Regions from separate parts of the Mus musculus genome. Here region 2 is linked to region 1. Evidence: chromatin loops called from intact Hi-C (ENCODE). Cell type or tissue: left cerebral cortex. All regions are shown on one strand. Links, peaks and the distances in the headings refer to the core of each region. The heading gives the core; the rest is flanking DNA. Region 1 overlaps Top2b (topoisomerase (DNA) II beta). Region 2 overlaps Ngly1 (N-glycanase 1).

Region 1 (2,808 bases), core at 96-2,595:
CTGCTTTCGCCTCCACCAAGGCTCAGGCTGCTGAACAATGCTCACCGGAAACTTCAGGGTGCACACCGAGAGTGGGGGGACCGCGATAATGCGAGCCTCCGGGCCAACCCTCCATAAGTGCAGCACCAGAAAATAGTGCCCGGTATGCTACGGCTTCCGGCGGCCTGTCCCAGAGGAATGTGCACTTGAATGGTCACTGCGGGTTGCGCCTCCCCAGAAAAGGCTCATTCCGCAGAGAGGGTATTTGGGACGACTTTGACAGCAGGCTAGAGACCGCCCGCGGGATTAAAAGAAGAGTTTACTTACGTCAGCCTCCCGTGTACACCGTGTGGGGGCCCAGGGGTGTCCCTCGGAGGTGAGGGGGTGCTTAAGCCTGAACTTGGAGGATTGCAGAGCTCAGTTCCTGGAGGGAGGTGGACTTAGCAAGTGCAGCGGGAGCAGTTGGAACGCGGCTCCCAGGACAGATCGATAACTCCAGCATTTCACTTACTCAGCACTGAGTTCAGACCAGGGTCATTTCCCAAACAAAACACCGGACTTAGTAGATGAGGCCAGCAGCTTGGACAGAAAATTTACACATTTCAGGGACTTTAACACATCCCTTCCAGAGGATCCTAGTTCCCCGCCTTTTGAACACACTAAGGAACTTTGGTATTGGTTGGCATTTTTGTTCCTTGTTTTCTTTGTTTGGTTGAGGTTTCGATGAGGCTGGGGTAGCAGTCGTTTCTATCGACAAGTGTTGTTTATAAAAAGGATGTTTCTATGAAGAGCAGAAAAACAGTTTCAGCATTTGCAGGGCCTCGAGAAGATACTTTACAGTGTAACTTGCCAGGTACTTATCTTCAAATCTCCAGACATACGTACTTCTAGACAGTATAGAAGGCGAGCGTGGAGAAGAAAAGTTAGATAGTAAGGTAGTGGATAAGTGTCCATGAAAAGAATGATTGAAATTACTGTCCCTTATCGGATACTAAAACTAAACATCTGAACATGTGTGATCATATGCCAGTGTCACTGGTAATTGTGAAGCACTGACATCTGAGAAGTTTGTCTGTAACTTGGTTCCACAATGGCAAATATTTCTTTTTAAGATTTATTTATGTATATGAGTGCTTTTGTCTACATGTACTTCACACACCAGAAGACAGCATCAGAAAATTGTGACCGTCCATATGGGTGCTGGGAATTGAACTCAGGACCTTTAGAAGTGCAGTGAGTGCTCTTAACCACTGAACTATCTCTCTAGTTCCCCCTCCCCTCTTTTGGCAAATATTTTTACGTTGTTATTTTATGTGTATGGGTGTTTTGCCTGCTTGTGCAACACTTAAGTGTCTGGTGCCTAGGCAAGGAAGACCAGAAGAGGGCATCTATATTGTGGAACTGCAGCCACCCAGATCCTCTGGAACCCAGTTCCTCTGGAAGAGCAGCTAGTGCATCTCTCAAATTCTGTCACCATAGCAAACATTTTGTGACACAGTTGGATTGTTTTTAATTCATGGTAGCAATATTTTAATTTGCTGTTATTAACTTTATAAACAATTTAATGGGCACCTTTCCTTTTAAGATCAATGGGGAAACTTTAATTTACATACAAAATTGAGCAAAATTTGTAGAGTTTCATTCAAAATTAGAAAAAATCTATTTGAAACTAAAATAGTCACATTGACTAAATCTACTATAAACTAGATTATGGGAATTACAGTAAAATAGAATTTGATCTTAAATAATATTTCTTGTTGAATTAGGTTATTGAAAAGACAATCACATTAGAAGTCCTCTTTCAGGTTTGTGCTTGCTTTATGTTTCTAGAGCGAGCATCTTTATGTCTGTAATAAAGCTTACAGGTTGCTTTAAATTCTTGTGCATTTGTGTATGAGAGGAGAGAGTGTATATATGCACATTTTCCTACCTAGATGGGTTTTGAACTTATGATCCTCCTTCCTTAGCTTCATGAGTGCTAAGATTACACATGTGAGCCATCACACAGGGCCTGGCTGGTTTTCTTTACTGGAAGATGTTACAGTGAGTTGATGTGGGCTTTGACATAGGCTCATATTCTGTCTGCAATACATATTGCAGGTGAGACTTTTTTTCAGAGAGCTTAAATCTTTTTTTTTATTTTTTTATTTTTTTTTGATTTTACATAAGATTATTTAGCTAGGTGAAAAGTTAGATTTTCATTGTGGGAGTTTGGGGGCTTACTGCGACAGTGAAGCTAGTCTCATGTTGCCATCTGTTTGTGAATAGTAATACAAAACTGGAGTTAATCCACCTACCTTATGTTAGCCAAGGAGTTGCTGTACTACCTTCAGTCTGTGTGTTGATACTCTCTTGTGATGAAAGATTACCTTTTAGTGTCAGACACAATGCAATAGAGGGGTTCTTAACACTACTTTTTGCTTATAATGATTAATTTGATTTGATTTTGGTTTTTAGTATCCTAACTGAAATTAGAAAAATGTAGTGTAACTATTTAAAATTAAATACACACTAAATTTAAAGCAGTCAAGTTTCTTGAATTTTTAGCTTGTAAGACTTGGTTAGTAGAAGATACTAATTTTTTAATCAGGTTGTAGCAAATTTTTGAGAAAACACTAGGCTATAAATTAATGACATATTTTTTCAAATGAATACTCTGGATTGTAGATTAATATAGTGGGAGAACATGGTATGGGTTAGAGGAAGAAAAAGAAAGGGAGGAAACAATGTAATTCTATTTTAACTAAAAATAAAATAAGCTATATAAAGTGACAAAATATTTAAAAACATGATAGCCAGAATTGTATACTTTTTTATCTATTATCAGGC
Region 2 (2,808 bases), core at 277-2,776, 74 kb before region 1:
TAGAGCCTTCACAGCATGACCAAGGGCCTCTACTCACATTGATGACCAACTAGGCCATCCTCTGCTACATATGTAGCTGGAGCCATGAGTCCCACCATGTGTACTCTTTGGTTGGTGGTTTAGTCCCTGGGAGCTCCAGAGGTTCTTGTTAGTTCATATTGTTGTTCTTCCTATGGGGCTGCAGACACCTTCAACTCCTTGGGTACTTTCTCTAGCTCCTTAATTGGGGACCCTGTGCTCCAATGTATAGCTGTGAGCATCCACTTCTGTATTTGTCAGGCACTGGAAGAGCCTCTCAGGGGACAGCTATATCAGGCTGCTGTCAGCAAGCACTTGTTGGCATCCACAATAGTGTCTGGGGTTGGTGATTATATATAGGATGGATCCCCCAGCCGGGCGTGGTGGCACATGCCTTTAATCCCAACACTCAGGAGGCAGAGGCAGGTGGATTTCTGAGTTCAAGGCCAGCCTGGTCTACAAAGTGAGTTCCAGGACACCCAGGGCTATACAGAGAAACAAAAAAAAAAAAAAAAAGGGATGGATGGGATGGATCCCCAGGTGGGGGAGTCTCTGTCTGATCATTCCTTCAGTCTCTGCTCACATTTCTAACAATTGGTTGCCTTAGTGGATAAGGCTATCAAAACCTGCTTTATTTAGTCTAAGAATTATTATGTACCTGTTTCTGTTGCCACCCACTTGCATCACTAGATATTAGGGAGGCTAAAGCAGGAAAACTTCAAGTTCAGTATGACCATCAGTGAAACTTTTGTCAAAGGGAAAGAAGTTCGAGAAAGAAACTCAGCAGTACAGCACTTGCCAAGCATGTGTGAGGCTCTGTCCTCAGGCCTCAGTACTGAGGGTAGGGTTGCTCTCACCTATATCTATAGAAATGGAATGCCTAACACTGGAACTGATCTGTATGGTGGAAGTCCATGTGCAGGGAGACATAGGGCACTAGATTGCCTCTTATCTAGGGAGCTTCAAGAAGCATTGCTGCATTATTCAGCAGACATAGAGCCTAGGAAGCTACATAATGAAAGTGCCTGAAAGGAAAATGACCCATTACATAGTGACAATTCTGAACAAATTAAACTTTTATGTCACCTTTATCTAAGTATGCCATTGTTCATTTTTCATGTCCCAGAGTCCCAGTAAATTCTGTGTTTGCTTTTTAGTTCATTCCATCATCTGTGGCAGGCTGTTAGTAATGTTGCTTTAGCTGTAGAATTATAACAGCCAAGTTCAACAAATAGTTCCATTCACTGCTGACACAGTGAAAGCTAGGAGTCTGAGTCTAGATTTAGCCATTAAAGAGCTCGTTTAACTCACAGCTGTGTTCAGCTGAAAACAGGGACATTATTTAGGTCTTGAGTTCCTTTCCTTTGGAGTGAGTGTGCTTCCTCTTACATGGGTATACACTAATTAAACTTTAAAAATACAAACTGGGCCATAGAATGAGCTTATTTTTCCCTGTTGAAAACTTTGAGATTTTCTCAGTTTCTGGAGACCATCTTACTGCCATGGATTTAAAAAGAAACCACTGATTCTCACATTACAAATGGATGTTCTAAAAGTGAGCTTAAAGGAGTGTTAACCCTAAATAATAATTGCATCTTGATCTCACAATCATTTGGAGCAAGAAGAAAATATTGCTGATATTGTTTCCAGAAAGGAAAGTTTTATCTTAACTTCATTTTATGAAGACTAAGAGGGATGGCACATGCCTGTAGTTCCAGCCCTAGGAAGACTGAGACAGGAGGATCTCAATTTTGAGATCAGCATGGTCTCTATTTTTTTAATGAAATATTAATCTTGTTATGTGTTGCTTTGCTTCTTTCCATACATGCTATATTCAGTAATGTGCTTTTTAAAAATTTTGACAGATAGTTATCCTTTATGGGAGAATAGGTTATCATTCCAAACACTTTTCTGTGGTTTGTGTTAGCACTCTGAAATATCTTTGATAAAACAGAGAAGATGTTGGGTTGTAGAAGTGCATGCTCATGTTTTGTGGCACTGAGGTGATAGGTCCTCAGTGCCACAAAAGGAAAGAAGGAAGGTGGGAGAAAGGAAGAAGATAGGAAGAGAATTGAGAATGCTAAAACAGAACTTGCTAAAATCAAATTCTAAAAAATAATGACTTGCTTTTATTCACCTTTGAGAGCAAATAGACAGTTTCTGCTAAAGAAATTCATTCTCCTTCATATGTAGACTGATGAGGGGTTTTGCTATTTTTTTGTCTTTTAAAGATAAGATCTTGCAGTGCAGTTCAGGTTGGTGTCAAACTTGCTATTTTATTCCTTCATTAGCCTTCCCAGTACTGACTGCAATTATGTTTGCTCCACCACACCCACTAAATGATATTTTAAAACATTACACACATGCATGTACACATACATACACTTTTGTTAGATATTTTCATAGTGTGCCCCACTGTTGTGATGGAGTAATAACTGTTATATCAAGTTGAGAGTACAAAGATTGCTGATGGTTTTGCCTTCCTGTGGGCCTTGGCAGGATCTGGAGACAATTCAGTTATCAAGTTTTCACCTTGGGATCACTATTATCTGTGTGGAGCACAGACAGAGAAGTTGAAAGAGTGCAAAGCTGGTAATAACCTTTAGTGTCAGAGTTACAGATGGAGGTAGAAGAGTAGAAATGAGGGAATGAGTGTATGTAGGTAGATGGGTTTTCTATTGCTGGGACAAACCAATATGACCAAGGTAACTTACAGAAGATGGGGTTTATTTGGACTTTTATTTCCAGAAGAAAAGGAGTCCACCACCCTCAGGGAAGGGGAACATGGCA

Evidence for each region. A loop is a pair of places that touch in the nucleus more often than their neighbours do. Peaks named below come from ENCODE experiments on the same cell type or tissue, not always from the same donor. Only the 100,000 strongest peaks of a DNase experiment are listed, where the experiment ranks them.
Region 2: it touches region 1 in a loop (2.5-fold over the local background); 6 of 42 quality-filtered maps call a loop at or near these places.

Annotation. Positions count from the first base shown.
Region 1 is chr14:16,365,851-16,368,658 of GRCm38, forward strand. All of the region lies in intron 1 of Top2b (topoisomerase (DNA) II beta), which reads left to right. Among named protein-coding and RNA genes, the nearest start is that of Top2b, 2.0 kb to the left of the region's middle. In left cerebral cortex, for the core only: a CTCF peak has its summit at 1,318 (motif pointing right); DNase peaks (open chromatin) are centred at 251 and 1,340; H3K4me3 peaks cover 1,429 bases; H3K27ac peaks cover 493 bases.
Region 2 is chr14:16,291,275-16,294,082 of GRCm38, forward strand. All of the region lies in intron 9 of Ngly1 (N-glycanase 1), which reads left to right. Among named protein-coding and RNA genes, the nearest start is that of Ngly1, 43 kb to the left of the region's middle. In left cerebral cortex, for the core only: no CTCF peak of the experiment used is centred there; a DNase peak (open chromatin) is centred at 1,300; H3K27ac peaks cover 311 bases.